Linked DNA regions of Mus musculus: all the other regions are linked to region 4. Evidence: chromatin loops called from intact Hi-C (ENCODE). Cell type or tissue: heart. All regions are shown on one strand. Each heading gives the region's core, and the rest is flanking DNA. Links, peaks and the distances in the headings are about the cores only. Region 1 holds the start of Pask (PAS domain containing serine/threonine kinase). Region 2 holds the start of Stk25 (serine/threonine kinase 25 (yeast)). Region 3 has its middle 17 kb from the start of Bok. Region 4 holds the start of Dtymk (deoxythymidylate kinase).

The links. A loop is a pair of places that touch in the nucleus more often than their neighbours do. Peaks named below come from ENCODE experiments on the same cell type or tissue, not always from the same donor. Only the 100,000 strongest peaks of a DNase experiment are listed, where the experiment ranks them.
Region 1: it touches region 4 in a loop (2.5-fold over the local background); 2 of 42 quality-filtered maps call a loop at or near these places.
Region 2: a loop joins it to region 4, with 7 times the contacts of the local background. A loop is called at or near these places in 10 of 42 quality-filtered maps.
Region 3: a loop joins it to region 4, with 7 times the contacts of the local background. A loop is called at or near these places in 8 of 42 quality-filtered maps.

What each region holds. Positions count from the first base shown.
Region 1 is chr1:93,340,951-93,346,208 of GRCm38, forward strand. It overlaps Pask (PAS domain containing serine/threonine kinase), which reads right to left and starts at 1,838. Exons shown (of 18, transcript NM_080850.2): 1 at 1,576-1,838. It overlaps Ppp1r7 (protein phosphatase 1, regulatory subunit 7), which reads left to right and starts at 2,678. Exons shown (of 10, transcript NM_023200.3): 1 at 2,678-2,761; 2 at 5,206-5,258. The coding sequence starts at 2,710. It overlaps Mir6902 (microRNA 6902), which reads left to right and starts at 5,142; the gene lies at 5,142-5,205. In heart, for the core only: a CTCF peak has its summit at 2,777; DNase peaks (open chromatin) are centred at 1,911 and 2,651; H3K4me3 peaks cover 3,303 bases; H3K27ac peaks cover 1,816 bases.
Region 2 is chr1:93,633,561-93,638,818 of GRCm38, forward strand. Stk25 (serine/threonine kinase 25 (yeast)) reads right to left here and starts at 2,167. Exons shown (of 12, transcript NM_021537.3): 1 at 1,987-2,167; 2 at 1,738-1,823. The coding sequence starts at 1,767. In heart, for the core only: a CTCF peak has its summit at 2,854; DNase peaks (open chromatin) are centred at 1,061 and 2,241; H3K4me3 peaks cover 2,730 bases; H3K27ac peaks cover 2,471 bases.
Region 3 is chr1:93,666,103-93,671,360 of GRCm38, forward strand. No RefSeq gene overlaps it. Among named protein-coding and RNA genes, the nearest start is that of Bok, 17 kb to the right of the region's middle. In heart, for the core only: a CTCF peak has its summit at 2,739 (motif pointing right); a DNase peak (open chromatin) is centred at 2,829; H3K4me3 peaks cover 1,864 bases; H3K27ac peaks cover 2,760 bases.
Region 4 is chr1:93,799,954-93,805,122 of GRCm38, forward strand. It overlaps Dtymk (deoxythymidylate kinase), which reads right to left and starts at 1,981. Exons shown (of 5, transcript NM_001105667.1): 1 at 1,745-1,981; 2 at 849-957. The coding sequence starts at 1,874. Ing5 (inhibitor of growth family, member 5) reads left to right here and starts at 4,012. Exons shown (of 8, transcript NM_025454.2): 1 at 4,012-4,086. The coding sequence starts at 4,050. In heart, for the core only: a CTCF peak has its summit at 1,966 (motif pointing left); DNase peaks (open chromatin) are centred at 1,988 and 3,938; H3K4me3 peaks cover 3,181 bases; H3K27ac peaks cover 2,826 bases.

The DNA.
Region 1 (5,258 bases), core at 445-4,444, 460 kb before region 4:
CAAAATACAAAAGGTTATCTGCAGCAAGATTCCTTTTATATATATATATATATATATATATATATATATATATATATATATTAAATTAATATATATATATATAAAATCTAAATACACTGCTTAAAAAATACAATATACAGGATAAGAGTCCAACAAGACTGAAGACCCATACTTCAGGCAGACAATTCCCTGGAGTCTGGTAGAGCACTAAACTTAAGAGGCAAAATGACACAGTCTCTTACTTCCTAAGTTAGTTAATGGGTTTAAATGTGTTTGTTTTAATATGTGTATGTGTGTGTGTAAGCACATGCATGTGCCTGTGTATGTATGGGCACTGTGTGCATGCAGGAGCCTGAAGAACTCAGAAGAGGCCACCAGATGCCCTGAAACGGAAGTTACAGACACCACCATGTAGGTGCTAGGAACAGAACCCAGGTCTTCTATAAAACTGCAACAGCTTTTAACTGCTGAGCCATCTTACAACCTCATTTTATTTTCATTATAATGCATGACTTTTTCATGCATTTTTATTACATTGTGGGAGTGTGTGTGTGAGAGAGAGAGAGAAAGAGAAAGAGAGAAAGCACAACCATGGATGACAGAAAACAACTTTCAGGAGTCACTTCTCTCTTTCTACCCATGTGGGTCCAAAATTGTCAGACCTTGGCAGCAAGTGCCTTTACCCACTGAGCCATAATGCTGGGCCCAAACTGTAGGGCTTTGTTTCCTTTTGGGGTTTGTTTTGTTTTTTGTTTTGTTTTGTTTTTGAGGCAAGGTCTCCAGAGTCGTTGGAAGTGCTGGGAAGAGAGGAAGACACCATCAGCCTGACAATTGGTATTTTTGTGTGAAGGTGGGTATTAAACCCAGAGCTAGTCACCTATTGGGCAAACCTTCCACCACTGACTGATAAAGTATGACTATTTGCCTTCACTATTCTGCATATTACATACACAGGCACATGCACTCAGTATGTGATCCTAAAAAGCAACAACTCATTATGAAATAAGAGATGAGTAGCGACAGTGTTCAAGGCTATATGTGACACCACCAGACTCAAACAAAATAAAGATGAGTAGGTGTTAGATAGCAGTTTTCAAGTAGAGTGTTTTAATGTGAAAGATGTACAGGCATCTTCTCTAGGTATCTAAATGCACTAATTACTGTTACAGCAAACAATGATACGATCATACCGTGGTTTTTCTACTTTTAAAACCAACCTATTGACAAAGTTAGGACATGTAATTATGGCTTCTAAATACACTGCCAAAGTCACAAAACCTTACTGTTTTTTTAGACCTTGTATGACCTCAGAATATATTGATATGAGATCTTAATTTATATAAAAAATACCATTCTTCAAACTAAATTGTTAATGCTACAAATTTTTATCTTAAAAGTAATTACAGGAACTGGGCGGCTCCCTTTGTTAAAAGTTTTTTTCTATGCAAGCATGAGGACTTGCGTTTAAATCTTTAACCACATAAAAAGCCAGACGTGGCTACACATAACTGTAATCCCGAAATTAGGGGGTGAAGATAAGTGACTCCCCAGAGCTCACTGGCCCGCTAGTCTAACCTTAAAGCAAAGCTTCCAGTTCAATCAGAGGCTTTCGGGCGCTGGCGGCTCTTGAGCGCGGGTCAAACGGCCAGAACCCGCCACCACTCTGGGGCCGGGGCTGGGCGGAGGGAGTGCGGGCGCGCGAGGAAAGGGCCAGAGCCACTCCACGACAATGCGTAACTAACACTCGCCGCCACCCGGAGGTTTTTCGAAGGCTGGTGTCTCACCCCAGGCTGGCGCAAGTCTCAGTCGGATTCACAACGTGAAGATCCGCGCGCTTCTGGCCCACCGACCAATCGCAGAACGACTTAGGCAGCATAACAAGGGACCAAGAACCAACCAGACACCCTGATGGGCGGACCTCAGTGAAAGCAAGCAGCTGAGCGCGCGCAAACAGTTGCTAGGGACGCACCGGACACCCACTACAGAGCCTCGGAGGAGCCAAAAGACCCGATTTCTTCGCGCCTTTCCCCCCCCTCCACGCCCCACTCCAAGTGACTGCAGTTTACTCTTACGGGAGAACCGAGGACGGTGAGCGACGTGCAGCCCTTCTTACGACGGCCACCTTTCCAAGGCGAGGACAGTGAGAAGCGGACGACACAGTGGCTCGCCGTGGGCTGGAGGCCGCAAACGTGAGCCCCAGGACCGGACCGCGGCCCCTCCCGCCTTCTCCAAGCATCCCCTAAAGGTGGCCTGTGGCACCAGTGTATCAGCACGCAGGCGCAGAATAAACTGGTTTCCCTCGCCTACCGGCTCACCGTGAAGTGAGGCTCCCGAAGTCGGGGGTGCAAGTCTAGTCGGCTTCACCTGTGGCCTGTAGAACTCTCCTGTCCGCAGTACCTCTACGCCTCCGAAGTTGGCATAGTGACTTGAGCGAATCCGCAAGCTTGAAGTGTCTCCCATGCTGCCTAAAGACTTTCCGGGATGTCTGCTTTCTTCGTGCTCGCCTAGACTCTACTCATTCATCAAACCCCTAACCCAGGTGGAGCCGGAGCCTGTGGGAACTACAATCCCCATGAAACACTGCGCCCGCGCAAGCATTGTCAGCTCGCGCTTCTATACTTTGTTCCATTGGCTGGCCTATTGGACCTGGAATCCTGATTGGCCCATGGCCTAAGGCGACAGATTCCGGAAAGGGAAAGAGCAGCCAATATGGCGGCAGAGCGCGGCGCGGGGCAGCAACAGTCGCAGGAGATGATGGAGGGTGAGCGGCCCCTGTGGGTGACCGGGGAGCGGCGAGCTTCGGGCTGGGCGGTCACGGCCTCTTGCGGGATCGGAATTCGGCCTCCAGCCTCCGGCCACAGCCACAGAGCTCTGACAGCTGCCAATATGGCTGGACAGCCAGGGAGGCTCGGAGCCCGGGAGTCCCGTCCCGAGGGCGGTAGCGGCCAGAAAGACAAGACCCTGGGGAAAAACGTGGCGCGAGCCCGCCCAGGGAGATTGGCAAGGAAGCCGTGGCTATAGGAACCTAGTCTTAAAGCTCCGAAGTTGACAGGCGAGGGGGCAGGGAACCGTCCTCCGTCAGCTCACTGGGAAACTGAGGCTTCAGGCGTGGGGAATCTACGAAGTCCAGTTTGTTCACGCGGCATGAATGGAAAAGTCTGCTTTGAAGCGAATGGGTTGTGGCAGAGAGATGGATAAAAAGGAGCTCCGGAAATTGAGTTTACAAGGCGTTGTCTTGTTTTCTAGGCATGCAGTCTAGTCTATATTCAACTTTCTTCCTTTTTTTCCTTGTGTTGGATTATGTCATATACATATGTAACATACATATATGTTACACGTGTGCATGCTTTTGTATACAGTTGTGTAGATACATGGTCATTACATGCGTGCATATATGTGTGTTAGTGTATACGAACAGACTTGTACATATGTACATGTACTTAACCCTACCCATTGTAGCATTAGGCAAATCTTAAATGTCTTTGAAAGACTCCACTATTTTGGTGAGGATTATTCACTTTTGGAAGGTCACTCACTTTTCTGGGAGGAGTACTAGGGAAGAAGGTTGCAGAGCAAGGGGCAGAGATGTGGAAGAAAAGACCAGTGAGTTTGAGAGCAGTGGGGCTGCCCTGAGATGGGCCCTGAAAACTCACTAGATGTCATCCAGACTGGGGTCCAGTGGGGAGGACCAGTATCATTCTGGAGAAAGGAAAACCAGTCAGAAGCAAAGGAGTATGGAAAGGTGACCTAAATTAGCAGTCATGCAATGGGGGTTGAGAAGAGCCAACAAGGAACGCTCTTAGAGAGACTTGAAGGAGTCGTGCTAGAGGTCTTTTGTTTCTAACCTTTGAATCTTTCTTAAGGAGGAAATGTTTCTTCCTAGCCCCCTCTTTCCTCCTCCAATACACCTCTCCCCTCCTTCCTCACTAAAGGGCAAATACACAAGCCAAGCTGTTTCTCTCGTCCACCCCCACACATGTCATTACCAGCTGACACTTAGGTTTCTATGGCCTATGTCTTTTTGGAGTTTTTTTTTTTTTTTTTTTTTTTTTTTTTTTTTTTGTGGCGTTTTTGTGTGGCTTGGTTTGGGTTGGGTTGGATTTGTCGTTGTAATGCCTTTCTTTTGTCTTTTAAGACAGGTTCTTGCCATTTCCGTGGCTGGCCTGTGTAGACCAGGCTGAGCATGTTTTGCCACCTTCTCTATCACTGCTAATGCCTTAACTCAAACCTTCCTCGTCTTGATAGATTTCATTGCCTTTTGCTAGCCTATTCTACCTAGAGCCTTGTAGTCACATTCTTGCACAGTGTCGCAGGCTCTGGAACCTCTCTACTGCCCTGAGGATAGAGGCACAGGGGGAGATACAGAGACTGTAACACAGAACCTAGTTTTCCTAACTCTAGATCACAGACTGTAAAGTGCCTCTTGGTAACTCATACATTCTTCTCCGTGTCATACACATGAGCTACTCTTGTGTCCTTTCTTATTTGGTCCTGACAGGAGAAGGTACTCTACTAACTCTGGTCTACAGAGGGGAATATTGAGGTTTAGAAAGGAAGATCATTTGCCAGAGCCATGTTTCATTGTTGCTTTGTTCATAACTCAAAATCTGTTTTATTTACTCCAAAAAACTTTGCATGATTAACTCTATCCTGTGGTTATTTAACACCAGCAGTTTACCTGGGGCTTCTGCCATTTTTTGAGACATTCTTGTTTTCATTCACTCTGCCCACAGTCTCATCTTAGCTAGTCTTGATTTCTTTTGGAATGTGGGCCTGAAAATTTAACCATTTATCTTGGCCAAATGGATAGTGAGACATCAATGAAGGTATGTGGCAGAAGGGTCACAGTGAGATGTGAGAAGGGTCATCACATCAGATGTGAGAGCCTCTTGGAAGGTACTTCTGTATCTGGTGTCATTAGTGTTTCCCATTGTAGATGATCCAGATTTCAGTTGACACTTGTCAACTCTTTACAAGTTCTCAGAGGGGAAGGATGGCATGTTAATTGTCTCCATGTGGCCTCCCAGTTACTGTCTCTGTATCTTAAATACTATTGGATGTAGAAGACATTCAAATGTTCATAAACTGAATTCAGCTTTAGAAAAAGAGTCTTGCTGACTTACACCTGTTGTTAATCTCCTCTGTGTTCCTCACATTGTCACATGAAGTAGATGTGAATTGTCACCATGTGATGTGTGGGTTCAGTTGACAGGCGGGTTGAATCTGAAGAATCAGGTGATGAGGAAGGGAAGAAGCAT
Region 2 (5,258 bases), core at 390-4,389, 170 kb before region 4:
AGGATACTTCAGGCCAGGTATTCACTCACACTGCCTCAGAGGAAAAGAAAATAACAGATCCCAAAGCCAGAGTTCTAGACTTTGTGCAAGGAAGGTGGGAACCCTAGTCTTCAAAGTCTACGTTTTTTGGGTACCTATAGCTGTGAACCAGTCAGCCTAAGAAACAGTATGATAGGAGCCTTTCTGGCATGGTCTCTGTATTTACACCTTTGAAGCAGCCCTAGTCCCAAACCCAGCCAATCACAGACAGCTAGCATGCTGATCTGGGTGGCTCAGATTTCTCTTCTGGACAGAATGTGTTATGAACCATCACTCAAGCCATCTAACTTACTCTGAACAACTGAGACCCATTCGCTCTCCATTCCATCCTAGGGATATTATACTTACAGCCTCTGGCCTTTCTGCCAACATGCCTGCTGTGTATCACCTCTCCAAAACAAGAGGAACAACTCAGCACACATCCTCCCTCATCTACCACACACAGTCACACAGTGCTTGCCCAGAACCATCTGGTCCTTCCAGAGATGGGCAGGAACAGGCCGGGTAAAAGGTAATCTAAGGCAGAAGCACAGGCTACAGGGGGAAAGTACAAGCCTTATCACACAAAAGGAGCAATTTCATAGGACTCTATGGCAGCCATCTTGGGAGAAAGCAGCCCTACAAAGGTTTTGTGTCACTTTCAGAAGCCAAGTATGTCTAGGCTGGACACAGGCCCCTAAAAAGACAAAAAGGGTGTTTTCTCTTTGAGAAAGGTCCCCTAGCCATCATTACTGTACTCCTTCGCAATTCATAGCTCCAATTTGTCATCCTGGGACCTTCATAAGCTAAGCTTAAGTCTCTTAAAAATAAACTAGAGGCAGATTTTTTTTCTCTCTCTCTTAGTATGTTATATAATTAGAGGCGAAATGTCAAAATGTATTAAAAATGTGTTAGCTTAATTCAGCATCAGTTAGCAAGCTCGGGATCCCATCTGTGACAGCTGGGCCAAAAGCCCTCCCCAACAGCTGTGAGTAGTCTTCCAGGCTGGTTTGGTTTCCTCCAAGGAGCCCTGCCTCCAATTCCTGCCCACAAGCAGCGGACGGACATGCTTCCTGTCTACACAACCAGTTCTCAAGGATGCAGGGAGAAGGGGGGTCAGGGTGGGGTGGGGTGAGCGGCTGCACTGTCCTCAGGAACTGATTCCTTCACTGTGCAACTGTCAAGCCTAAGCCTATCTAAACCAAGCCCTTAAAACGCAAATCCCACAGCTAAAGCCAGAGGAAAATCAGCCGCCAAGGCAGCTCATTCCACTTCACTAGCTGTCTGTCATATTGCTCTGAAATAACAACACCACAAATAAAATAAAGGCGAGAAAGGGGGTCCAGAGAGCAAACCACCGAACCCTCTGACCCTACGCAGCCCTCATCTCCTGTGCGGTCCCGTGTCGGGGTTCCATCCCGTTAGCCAAGGAAGGTGGAGTCCATCTTCTGGGAAGGTGCTCCGAGCCTGGGTCAAGCAGGTTGTGCCCAGGGCAGGTTCCTGCACCTGCCCCCAGCAGCTCCCGAGCAGAAGCGCTCGCCCCGCAGACGTTCCCTGGGGCTCACGTCTTCCGCAGGCGCTGGCTCGGCACAGGCCAGAGTTCCAACGGCCCCAAGACGCGCCCCGAGGCAGACGGCCTCCGCCCCTCTCCCGCCTCAAGTGGACAAATCCGCTCCACAGCGAACCACGGACTCGGGGCACGCCGACGCCCACACTCACCTGGTGCGCGAAGCCCCGGAGGTGAGCCATGTCCCCGCTGACGTGACCAGTCCGTCGCAGCCGCTCCGCCCGCTCGCCTCAAGCACCTGCGAGAAACCGCAGGCCGCTCGGTCAACAGTGGCCAGGGGGACCCGTTCCGTGGCGTCCCTCCACCCGCGACCTCCGGTCCCGCGCCCAGGGCCCCCGACCCGCCCTCAGGGCGTGCCCGGCCTCCCCAACATTCAGGCGAGGCCCGCTGGCAGCGCCCACCTCCGGGCGGCTCCATCTCGGACTCCGGGCCCGCTTCGCAGTCCCCACGGCGGCTCACACCGCAATTCGGTCTCCCGGAACGCCCAGGCCTCCCAGCCCGTGAGGTGGAGGCAGCGGCTCTGAGCAGGGCGTCGTGGCGAGCGCGAAGCTCTGTGGGACTAGGAGTCCCGCAGCCCGCCCCGTACCCCGGGCACGCAAAATTGAGACTACAAGTCCCAGCAGGCTGCGCGGTAGGATGAGGTGTTACGCAAGTGCTCCGGGGCCCTGATGGCGACAGACTACAAGTCCCAGGAGAACTTGCGGTGGGCGGTCAGTGGAGAGGCACAAATGCGCCACAGATTGGATCCGAACCTTGAGATATGCCCGAGCTGGGCTGCCCCTCCTGTCAGGCCGCGCGGTGACGGGTGCAGCGCGTGCGCAGTTGCCTTGACGTTTTCTAGGCTTTTTTTTCTCTTTTTTTTTCAGCCCTCCTCTCATTTTCCCAGTTCTGTTTGCCAAGCTTCTGAGACCCATACTGTGTGCCTGGAGTGCGAACCCACATTACCCTCATATCCTGGTGCTCCAGCTTTAACCGCAGTGTGACCTTCTTGTCTGCGCTTAGCAACACACACACACAAGGAGTACGCCCACGCGCGCCCTTAGAAAAGTCGCCCATTGTTGGACAAGTGCTTCTCTCCTGCCTCAGTTTCCCTATCTGAAAAGGTTTAATCGTAGGTCCCCAGGACATGACCTGGCGCTGGGAAGAGTTGTGTGGTCCAGCGGGGATTTCCAAAGGTTGGAAGATGCCTTTCATCCTGTGAATTCAGTATGAGTGACTAGTCAGCAATGTCCACTTCTATGCAGTCTCCTAGTGTTCCACGGGAGGGAGATTTGGCTCCATACTGTGTCCATTCCTATGACGGCTCAGTGCAAACCACCATAATGTCCCTACTCCCCAACTCATAAAGGCTTGTTGTTTCTGTTCTCTGGTGGATTTTCTTCCTGGGCACCATCCTGGAACCTTAAACCTTGCATGCAAGACCTTGCATCAGATTCTTTAACCGCCAAATTTTACTACATGTTGATTAGGTTTTCTTTGCTGTGTTTTTCCCCAGAAGAAAATAGACTTCCAGCAAACAGCCCTGCCCTGGATCCTGAAGCACCTTGGTTTCCTCCCCTCCCCCGCCCCAAGGCATCAACAATAGGGGCAAATATTTTTATTGCCCCTGAAAAAGATCATCTGTAGGATGGCCTTCAGCCTACCTATCCCTCCTATAGAAAAGTCTGAAATTAGGCAAGGCCAACTCTATTAAGACTTATTTATGTACATATATGTGTATGTTAAATGTGAACAGGAACCTACTGAGATCTGAAAAGGCCTGGATCTGGAGTTGCAGAGGGTCATATGCTGAATGGCATGGGTGCTAGAACTAAATTCTGGTCCTCTGGAAGAGCAACAAGAATTCTTAATGATTGAGGAATCTCTGTAGGCCTTTATTTTTGATTTTTAAGACAGGACCTCATTCTGTAGCCTAGGCTGGCTTAAAACTCTCTATGTGGCCCTTTTTGGCCTCAAATTCACAGCAGTTCTGCCTCTGCCTCTGCCTCTGCCTCTGCCTCTGCCTCTGCCTCTGCCTCTGCCTCTGCCTCTGCCTCTGCCTCTGCCTCTGCCTCTGCCTCTGCCTCTGCCTCTGCCTCTGCCTCTGCCTCTGCCTCTGCCTCTGCCTCCCAAATGCTGGGGTTATCCATATGAACCATCAGACTTCATGTGAAAAGCCCTACTCATGAGATTAAACTTCGTATTGGTTTATTGCTTTGTTCTTGGGTCAAATAGATATTGAAGAGTTGTTGGCTGTTTAGGAAGACTTCCATGTAGTTTATCTATAAAACACTTCCCAAGGGTCTGGAGAGATTTTCTTTTCAGCTGTTAAGAGCACTGGAGACTTTTGCATAGGAACCAGGCTTGGTTCCCAGCACCCACATGGTGGCTCTCAACTATTGGTCACTCCAATTTCAGGGGATCCGAGTCCTCTTCTGGCCTCTGTGGGCATCAGGTACACAAGTGGTACACAAACATCTGTGGATGTGAATGACTATACATATAAAATAATAAATTCATTGTGTCTTAGTGAGGGTTCATATTGCTGTGATGATATGACCAAAGCCACATGGAGAGGAAAGGGTTTATTTGGCTTATAATCTACAACACTGCTCCTCACCAAAGGAAGTCAGGACAGGAACTCAAACAAGGCAGGAACCTGGAGGCAGGATCTGATGCTAAGACAATGGAGAGGTACTGCTTACTGGCTTGTTTTTCATGGCTTGTGCAGCCTGCTTTCTCATAGAAACTGGGGCCACCAGTCCAGGGATGGCACCATCCACAATGGTCATTGTCATTGTCATGATTATTGGAATATCTCCTGTCTCAGTGATGTATAAAGATTGTTTCCCATCACCTGGAATTGGTTTCTGTGGTGATTTGTATATGCTTGGCCCAGGGAGTGGTACTATTAGAAGGTGTGGCCCTGTTAGAGTAGGTGTGTCACTGTGGGAGTGGGCCTAGGACCCTCACCCTAGCTACCTAGAAGCCAGTATTCAGCTAGCAGACTTCAGATGAAGATGTAGAACTCTCAGTTTCTCCTGCACCACGCCTGCCTGGATGCTGCCATGTTCCTGCCTTGATGATAATGGACTGAACCTCTGAACCTGTAAGGCAACCCCAATTAAATGTTGTTCTTATAAGAGTTGCCTTGGTCATGGTGTCTGTTCACAGCAGTAAAACCCTAAAACGGTTTCTAAAGAGCTGATTCAGCCAATAACTGCTCAGAGGAGAAAGAGAAGGGGGAACTTCCGATCCCAGTCACGGGGTCTGAAAGAGACCAGAGAGAGAAGGAAAGAGAGGGGAGAAAAGATATTAAGTTTGAATGTGGTAAAATAAAGTCTCCAGAGAAAGGAGAGAGTTAGAAATTAGAAAATAAAATATTTTCCATAATAAAAAAATAGAAAAAAATTTAGAAGAGGACATTTGGACCCCATGTAATTTTGCTAGGAGTATCAGCATACTGATAACTATGTCTAAAAATGATTATAATTTTTTTATATCCTCTTTAAGAAAAATTAAAAGAAGGAAGACTTAGCTAAAGAAAGAACTCAAAGAGGGGATGCTGGATGATGGGAGACAGACCAGAGCTCAGAGGAGAAAGTCCCTGTCAATCAACTGAAGAAAGTTCATAGGAGCTCAGAGAGGCTGGAACAGCGAGCACGGAACACATACGGGTCTGCAGCAGGGCCTG
Region 3 (5,258 bases), core at 573-4,572, 130 kb before region 4:
CTTGGCCTCGGTCCTGCACATTTTGTTATAAGTCAAATGGCATCACATATGAGTCACCCACCCTGTGCCAGATCTTTGAGGTGTAATATAGCTAAGTGGTCTGATCTATAGCACTCTATCCCACCATTCCACCTAATCTAGATGCCCATAGGGTGTTCATTCATGAACTCTCTTCACTCCCTAGAATGAGCTACATCACTCAAGGAGTCCTATGAGGTCATGATGGTAGGTAGCACTTGAGGGTCACCCCAGCTAAAAATGTGAACTGTAATGCAGTGAGGACAGATGGCCCCTCCATGGTCTGGGAGCATGCCTATGGGTTCTTTATTCAAGAGGCACTTCCTTTCTTCAGCTTTACGACATGCATCTATGTCACCAGTCCAGCCTGGAAATGAGGGAGAGGCCAGGAGAGACCAGAACCAACTCAGGCAGCTCAGTCCTGGGTTTCCTTGTTGCTTACTTTCCTCAACTGGGACATTAGCAGCTTCCATTTGCTTGTTCTCTCAGGGCCCCATGGCCATCAGATAGTGCTTTCCAGTCACCTATCTGCCTCACTGCCTCTTGGGGGCCCTGACTCCCCTGATTAATGATTTTAAAAGCTGCCTTTGACTCCTCCTCCTCAGACCTCACAGTTGTACCACTGGTCTCCTGTGCTGTTTCTCAGCCCCCAGGAGCTGGTCGAGGTTCTCAGTCCCCTAAGCCATAGCATCTTTAGAGATTTCTCTCCTGTAGCACACCTTCTGGGCACTTTTAGTTCACTGAACCTGGAGGCTGAGCTAGTATGGCACTGGATTGGAGAGAGGATTAGACCATGCCCCAGGAGAGGTTCGGGACTCAGCTACACTGCTGAGACTGGGCTCAAGAGCCATTTACTAAAATAGCGTAAAAAGTCAGTGCTCCCTGTGAGAAACTAAGATTGCTTACAGCCTTGCTCAGCTCAGCTCTGGGATCTAAGGGAGAACCAGGTCCAGAGTGAGTTTTCAGAATAAACTGATGGGCAGAGCCCAGGGAAAGGCAATGAGGGCCAAGGAGTTCAGTCATGACGGGTCTGAGTATGGGTCTCTGGTCAACTGGTAGACTAAGGACCCTAGGACAGCACTAGGTGAGCCAGTGGCAGGCTAGAGTAGTGGCCCTGTGTCCACCCACATTGTGACATCTCACTGTGTGGCCCATGTGCTGGGACAAAATTCTTCTGGTAATTCCTGCTGTAGCTGGGATTTGTAACAAGGGCAGCCTGGGTACGTCTGACTACTTCCTGACCATTTGGGGCCCAGTTGAATTATATGAGGATTGGAGAAGCCTGTGCTCCCAGGGAGATAATGAGAATGCTGGGGTAGAGCTCTGTGAGGACACCAAGAGAAGACAGCAGGCACCTGCCCTGTGTTTGGACTTCCTTCTCCTAGGCCAGGCGATTTCACTTCTAACCAGACAAGAGTCCCAGAAAAGACTTTCTGAATTACTTGTGTACTTGCATGCGTGTGCGTGGGTGCATGCCAGAGTGTGTGTGTGTAGACTGAGGAGCCAGCTCCCAAGAGCTCCCAATCACACAGCCATGTTCCTATTCCATCAGTGGGATCAAGGGCTCCCTCAGAACAATGACTGCAGAAGGGCTGCGCAGGAGAAAAGCCTGGGAATGACTGGAAATAGGTGGCATAATGCCGTTGTCACTGTCCTTGCGACCTCTCAGCAGGGAGGAAGAATGCCCCAGATGTGATAGTTTCCCTTTGGGTGTCAGGATAGAGCCCTATAGGACCACTTCGAGAGCAGAGCTGCTGGCTCCTCCCACCAACCCCAGCCCTCTACCTGGCTCCTCCCACCAACCCCGGCTCTCTACCTGGCTCCTCCTACCAGCACCACCCTCTACCTGGCTCCTCCTACCAGCTCACCCTCTACCGGGCTCCTGGGGTCTCTGCAGGTTACCCAGGCTTCCACTTCTCCACCTATTCACGTTGTGAAGGCCAGTTGTTTCTCTCTTTGTGTCTGTTTCCCCTCAGACTGGTAGAAATGTGACTGCTAACCCTTTATCTCTCCTGGGACTGAAAAGGGCAGCGAACTCGTGGTCTTTTCCAGATCAAAGAGTCCAGTGTCTGCAGCAGTGTAGAGTCCTGGCAGACAACCCCCTCCCCATCCATGATGCGTGCTTCCTTCCGCCTGGTTTATCAAACATCAAGGACAAGGTCAGACTGTCTAGGGAGAGTGAGCCAAGAATCCCAGTTGTGCGATGGAATTTCACACGGCCTGTAGAAATGGGAAGGCCAGAGGAACATAATGCGGATGTTACATTAAGTGTAAAGTCAGGTTTTGGAGCCTCAGGTGTTTGACATAAGCAAGAATCTTCTTTTGGATGTGAAATATGCCACAAGAGTCCTTATCATCATACAGCAGTTGCGGCTTTTAATTTTGTGTGCTTTTTAAACTTCCTAGTGGAGTGTACCCAGGATTTACTGTTATACTCGGGGGTGGAGGTGGGGTGAGAGGTGACTGCTGGCCTTGACTTTGAAATCTCAGAACAATTCTGTTTTAAAGTATATATTTTGCCGCGGGGTGTGAACTCTCAGAACCAGGAACAAACTAAAGAAAAGAATGTTTATCCACAGGGAAAAACTAAAGTCCCAACAGGAAGCATGGGCCACCAGTTTCCTGCCCCTGAGACTCACTGGAGCAGCGCAGACACACTGCAATATGTATCCAGCTCCCTAGAGGGAGATGAAACCTGGACCCCAGGTTCAACTTCTAAGGGACCTGGTGCTTCTCTGGGACAACTGGCCGCCTGGGGGCACAAGAGGACCCGTAGCCACCGAAGAGGTCCTCTTTGTCCCTGACAACCAGCACGCGGCTGGCAAGTGTACACTTCCTGCCGCTCTGAGGGAGCGGAGGAGTGGCCTCGGCACTAGAGGAAGAAAACACACACACACACACACACGTACACACTCCCTTTCCATCTCCAGACTTTAGTAATCTCGGCTCTCCGACTGTCACAAGGTGAGGAACATCGGAAGGGCGGGCTGTAGGGCAGTGTAGGGTGAAGGAGCTCTGGCATAGGACAGATTCTTGTGAGCGAGGGGCAGAGCCTAATGGAGCTCAGCCATTTGTAGGGGCAGATCTTGGTAGGGCCTGAACCCTATGGAAGGTGAACAACTCCCCACCCCAACCCAAGCAAGGATCTTTGTAAGGCAGATCCTCCAGGGGGAGGGGCTGTGGTCATGGGCGGGGGGTGGGGGGTGGTGGTGAGGAAAGTGGTGGGGAGGGACAAGTCACAGAGGCGGAGCCTCAGGCAAGGATATATACCAACTAGCATTGGGTTTGCAGATGAGGATTTTTTTTCCCCCAGTGAAGCCTGGATCCTGGATCCTGGTCCTGGTAGGTTGGCTTGGTCCAGGTTGCAAGTGGGAACTGAGGCAGATGTCCGTGTCCCCAGGACACAACATTTTATATATGAGCAGTTTACCTCTGAGGAGGGACACAAGAGCAACCCCAAAGTGCCCCAAAGCATCCCCTCTCCCCTGCGGAACAAGAGCTGTGACGCGTGTAGTGATGTGAGCACTCGTGCTCACAGTTAAATCACTCTGTCCATCTTCTAGGAGAGCTGTAACAAATTACCATAGACCTACTGGTGTAACACAAATTCCTTATTCTCTTATGTTCTGAGCATGGCAGTTGGACTGACGGTTGGGTATCATCAGACTCTCCCGAGATAGCAGTCTTTAGCCCTAGCTGGAAGGGACTGAAGGGTCTTTGGGAGGCTCAGCCTGGTGCCCTCTCTCTCTCTTTTCAGAACTACTCTGGTGTGGGTGGGCTTATCCCTACTTGGTTGTTGTCTTCCCTGAGGAAGGACCTTTTCCCCCATCCAATGTCTCAGACCCTTTCTCTGTGCATTACAAAGCCTGTAACAGCATCTCTCCTATCTACTTCCATTGAAGCATCTCAAGTCCCAGCCTGCCTGCTTCCTCCTCACAAAGATTCTCTTGTGAAGATCCAGGACCATCCCTAACTCCTAAGCTTGTCTTCATCTGCCCTCTGCAGAGCCTCTTTGCCATGCTAAGCATCTGGGGATTAATACCAGGGAATTAAGGCCAACTTGTCAAAGTAAATAGGAAACACCAGTTCCATTGAAGGAGGAAATCACTCCTGCTCCTACTCCTGGGAAATGTGACTGAAAGGGTGACCAGGCACTCCAGAGCATCATAGATATCTCAGAAAAACATGGTACATTGTGTTGATATAGATGTGGGAATAGAAGGGTATGGGTTGTTCCTTTGTTTGTTTGGTTTTTGAGACAGGTTGGTTTTATGTAGTCCTGGCCTTCCTGGAACTCACTCTGTAGACCAGGTTGGCCTGGAACTCAGAAATCTGCCTGCTTCTGCCTCCCAAATGCTGGGACTAAAGGTGTGGTGCATCATCACTGCCTGGCTAGATGTAGCTTTTGAATTATGAACTCAAATAATATAGGATTGTAAGTGAAGTTTGTGAGGGGAAGATGGAGCCAAGAAATCGACTTCTCTAGTGTGGATCCAAAAAGTGATGTCAAGGGAAAAGAGACATGGAAGTAGAACATATAGATTCTACTATCCGTGTACTGTGAGTTGGGGTCCAGGGCACCAGCCACAGTTGGACACACAGCACTATATACCGCATATCACACATATACACACACACTACATACAGTCAAACAACAATAAACAAATAATATACACAGCACATACAAACACATAACAATGTACTCAAACTACATACAAATCACAGACATACATGCAAAATACAGATAACACACATATAGACACAAACACCTATCTACCACAATACAAAATACATGGTTGCACCTAGTACACACAAACTACACTCACCACTTGGATATACACTAGATACACAAAAATACAAATACATGTCATTCATATATGTATATATATACATATATACATATATATATACACACACACATACACACACTATATATTTGATGTATATGCACACATAGAAAACATATCCCCAAATTTGATAAGAAAATTGTTAGATTAAAAGAGGAAAATGGCCAAGGAGATGACCAATGATCAGGGCTCTTGCTGCCAAGCCTGGAGAACTGACTCAGTCCCCAGGATCCACATGACAGGAGAGAGCCAACTCAGTTGGCCTCTGACCTTACAGGCTTGGCATGGCACATGTGTTACCCTTACCCACCCAAATATAAATAAATAAGATGTAAAATAAAACAGAAAAAATATACATGCTTTTTGGGTTTTGTTTTGTGTTTTCTGCTTGCT
Region 4 (5,169 bases), core at 1-4,000:
CAGGGCTGTTATGTAGGGAAACCTAGTATCAAAAAAAAAACAAAACCAAAAACCAAACCAAACCAAAAAAAAAAAAAAAAAACTTTTAATAAAACAAAACAAGCCGGGTGTGGTGGTGCACGCCTTTAATCCCAGGCAGAGGCAGGCAGATTTCTGAGTTCAAAGTCAGCCTGGTCTACAAAGTGAGTTCTAGGACAGCCAGGGCTATACAGAGAAACCCTGTCTCGAAAAAACAAAAACAAACAAAACAAAACAAACCTTGCCTCAGCAGTTAAAAGCACTTACTGCTCTTGCCAAGGACCCAGGTTTGGTTCCCAGAACTCACATGACAGCTTACAACTCTCAGTAACTCTAGTTACAGGAGTTGTCTTCCTTGGGCAGCAGGTATGCATGAGGTGCACATACAGGTAGCCATTTATATTACACAAAAACGAATACATATTTTTTATGAGGCCAGCCTGGTCTATAAGGCAAGTTCCAGGATAGTCAGGACTGTTATGTAGGGAAACCTAGTATCAAAAAAACAAAACCAAAAACCAAATCAAAAAAAAAACCTTTTAATAAAACAAAACAAGCCGGATGTGGTTAAATACGATGGTCAAATACGACGATGTTTTATCTCAAATACGGCGATTTTTTATCTCAAATACGACGATTTTTTATCTCAAATACGTCGATTTTTTTATCTCAAATACGGCGTCGAATGGTAGGGTAGAGGAAACCTCCCAAGCTGGCCTCTGGTCTCGACGTGCGGGTGTTTGCACACATGCCACACACAGGTGCTCGCACCCTTGCCACACACAAAAGTGTGCATGTTACAACCGGGGAGCAACGACGCAGGTCTTTACACTTGTTCCCAGCGGTTTGCAGAGAAGAGCAGGTGCACGGAGTGATCCTCTAGTTCCGTTTTCTTTTCCAAGTAGGAATTCAGAAGCTTGCCGATTTCCGTTGATCTTTCTAGAAAGACAAAGATACACTCGACTGAAGTCAGACTCTTCACCTGAAGTCTACAGGGGTTTGCACTTAAGTTCTCTCCTTGCACCTACACCTAACTTTCAACCTCCAGACAGCTTTGGACCATCTCTGAAGCCAAAGAAGTCTCCCCGAGAAAAGGAAGTAATGTACGTGCAAGTCTTGATTTCAAAAGTACTTGTAAGACTTTTGACTGGTTGGTTTGAAAATTAAAATATCCTGCAAAGTGGTTGTTCCAATTCCCAACCTACTTAATTTGTAGGATCAGGGGTTGGTGTCCAGTGTACAGGGCGCAAGGCCAAAAGTCAACCTTATGTTCCCTTTTCAGTACTTTTCCACCTTGTGTTTTCAGAGAGGAGCTTCTACCTGAAGCTCAGTTTTGGCTGAACTGGCTGGCTCACAAGTCCCAGGAACGAGTCCGTCTCACCTCTCCAGCGGTTGGATAAGCAACCGTACTAGGTTTTTTTTTTTTTTAACCTGGGAAACTAAACCCAGGCTCTCATTTCAGCCTGTATTTTATTAACTAAGCCATCTCCACCAGCCGGGCCCTCCCAAATCAATGACCAATGAAGAAAATGTCTTCCAGGCTTGTCTGCTGGCCAATCTGGTGGGGCCAGTTTTCTCAATTGAGGTAGCTTGAGTCAAACTGACATAGACTAGCCAGCACACGCATGCACAATAATAAATAAATAGATGTTCTAAAAGCTTTTAAAGATACTAAGACTACAACCCAAAGAGAGAGTGAGGGAATTCTCCAGGCCCACCCGCGCACCGGGGAAACGCAGCAGCTCCGCTCTGTGGCCCGAGGCGCACAGCGCGGTCACCAGCTTGAGGCCCTGCGTGGTCTTGCCAGCACGGTCCACACCCTCCAGCACGATGAGCGCTCCCCGACGCGACGCCATCGCCCGCACAGCACCGGTCAACTTGCCAGGTTCCCGCCAATGTTAGATGCAGCAGAAGCCCGGCGTGCACGGAAGCCCTGCCCTCTTCCGGTTGGAAAACGAATTCTGTGGCCTGCGGGGAACAGCTTCCGGACGTGACGTAATCTAGGCCCGGGAGTCTGCAGTTTAGCGAGCGCCAACTCGCGGAACTTCCGTTCGCCGCTCCCGAAGAGCACCAATCTTAAGGACTGTGGTTGCGCAGGCTCTGGTCACGTGGAAGTTCGAGACCTGTAACGGAATCAAATTTTTATGCCCCTAAGCGCGCTACTGAAGGGTTCTAAAAGTTTCTTATCACACACACACCTGCGCGCGTACAGGAGCCATGTGATGATCAGGCTCTGAAAGGAGTTAAGGATAGGAACATCGACCCCCAAGATGTACTTTCTGCAGCATTTTCGAACCGCTCAGGAATTTTCCTTGTCGTTTTAGTGTAAGTTGGTGGAAGGAAATGGGTTTATTTGCAGCGTGGGCAGAATTGAAACCACCCCCCCCCCTTTTAAATTCCTTTCCCCCTAGCAGTGTTTTTACAGACAAAATAAAGTCAGGGAAAATACATGAGCAGGAGGCGGGCAAATCTCTGTGAGTCTGAGGCCACTTACATAGTTTCAGGCCAGCCAGGGATACATTGTGAGACCCAGGCTCAAAAACCCAAACAACAGTACTCTAGAGGAAGAGAAAAAAGGATCCGCAGTCAAAGGCTGGGCTGGGTTATGTTTTGCCTAATGAACAAAGATTCCATACCCAGCACAGAATAAATTGGATATAGTGAGTGACATAGCCTATAAACCCAACATTTGGGAGGTAGATCAAGGTTTATGCAAACATTTGAACTAACACCCAAAGAAGTGACACAGATGCCAGACACATATGTAAAAATGTGCAACACAAACATATTGTTAGGAATCATGAATTAAGATAATTTCACCTCTTCGAGAATAGCCCAAATCTACAATTCTAACCCTTCATCATGCTGGTGAGGACGTGGAGCGAAGGAGACTGTCAGTGCAGAGGAGAAGGCAAAAACGGTGTGGAAGATAGCTTGGCTGTTTCTCAAGAAAGCACTCTACTTTTAACATGAAGTCAATATTTACCCAAATGGGTTGGAAACTATGTCTGCACACAAATGATTGTATCAGCTCTAGCCACATTTGCCTAAATATGGAAGCAGCTAAGATGTCCTCCAACACGCAAACTGATAAACTGGTAATTACACAGTGAAATAATTTTGAAGTAAAAAGTGAATTATCAGTTACTTACTAGGACATGGAGGAACCTGAACTGTATAATGATAAATGCAGCCAGTCTGAAAAGACTGTGTACTGTAAAATGCAACTACATGGCATGTTAGCAAAGCAATACTACAGAGACTCTAAAACGTTTATTGGTTACAAGTATGCGTGTGTGTGTGTGCGCGCGCTATTGTAATAGACCAAAAGAATTAAAGGCAGTGAAAAATATTCTTCAGGATGCTATAAGGGGGATACTTAATACTTCTCAGAAATATTAGAGCCCACCAAGAGTGGACTCTGGTAAACCCTGGATTTTAGTTATATTGTTTCATTAACTGTAACAGAGTTGCCGTAGGAATGTAAAATGTATTTTTGCAGGCATCGAGGGGTGCGTGGCTTCTTCACGAAGTGCGAGTCAAAGCAACCGAGGTCCAGCGTGGGCACGCCCCCCTCGGGACCAGACAGCCACAAAGAGCATGGAAGTTAACCGATGCCTGTGAGGGGGTCTCCTTCCGGGAGGCCCCGTCAGCCAGGAGAAACCACAGGCAGCGGGTGTCTGAACAACGCGGGAAGAGCGGCAGGTGTCGGCTGGCAGGTTTGGCGCCAGCACACGTGCAAGCGGAGTCCCCTGCCAGGGCTTGGAATCCGGCTGGGCCAGAGACAGAGCTTCCACATTGCAAACTGCGAACCGAGCACATCGCCCATCCGCGTTCCCTCAGGGCAAGCCCCACAGCGCCGCCTGGCGACCACAGCCGGCCGGAAGCCTAGGGGTGGCCCCTGAGTTGCCCCGCCCACTTTCCGGCCAATCGGAGCACGCGGCTCATGAATAGTGAGCGCGCGGCGCCGCCCCGCCCCGAGTCCGCGGCACCGCCCGCTCGCGCAGACCCCGAGCGTGGCCGAGGCGAAGATGGCGACTGCCATGTACTTGGAGCACTATCTGGACAGTAAGCACTCTGGCCGAGCCGCCGCCCGCGCGGGTTCGCGCCGCCGCCGCCGCCCCCGGCCCACCGCGATCCGTGCGAGGCTCCGGGATGCGGAGGAGGATGGGGACTGATCATGGGGACTGTGGGGGCTCACGGCGGGTCTGGGGCGGGGCCGCAGATGGAGGGCGTGGGGCGCGGCGCGGGGTCCCGCCGCCTCCGCCGCGCCAATTCCAGGTGCGTCACGGAGGGGTGTGGCCTGGGGCTCAGCCCGCCTTCTCCGCTTCGGCCACACCCCCGACGCTGACCACGCCTCTGTTCCCGCCTCTCTACTTCGGTCTAGGTTGCGGGGAGGCCCGCCCCTTCTTCACCTGCGGCTTGTGGTGCTCAAATCCCTCTGTAGAGCCAAAGCCACTGTGTTTGCTTGTGGAGCTGTAGGAAGGAACTCTAGGCTAGTGGGGTGCCTTTTTCGAGGGAACTCGTGCTATCACGAGCCAGCCCGGTAAGGGAGGATGCTCTGTATAACGGGTTGACCTTTGACATCCCAGAAATTGGCAACTCCGTTTATTTATAGACCGTGAGATTGGCTCCCAGCAAGAACTCGGAGGAGGATTATTTCCCACTCTATAGTGGAAGAATTGAGACCCTTTGGAGGGAGGTAGATCAAGCCAGTGGGGCGCCCATTTTCTCCTTGGGCCTGGGCAGTGGGACTCCAAGGTGAACTATCTTTATTCTGATGTCCATCCAGTGGGCATTCTGAGGAGGGTTCAAGGAGAGTTCATTTCACTGCTGACATTGTGTGATGGCCCCTTTCTGCTCTCTCCACCTGCCCTGTGCCACCCATGCGTTGGCAAGAGCCCTATTTCTCTACAACTCACTGATTAGTTGGGGTACACACACACACACACACGCACATATATATACATATATATATATAGCTCCCAAGATTAAGGCATGGGGTAAATATAGATCCAGAAACTGCTGATAAAGGTCTCTCTATCTGAGAGTAGAGAGGGCGACTGGAGGGTAGAAGGTTAAGTAGCTGACAGGGTCGCTGGAGTCAAGCTGTAGATAGGAATGTCTTGGTGAGCTCAGGAAGTTATAGGC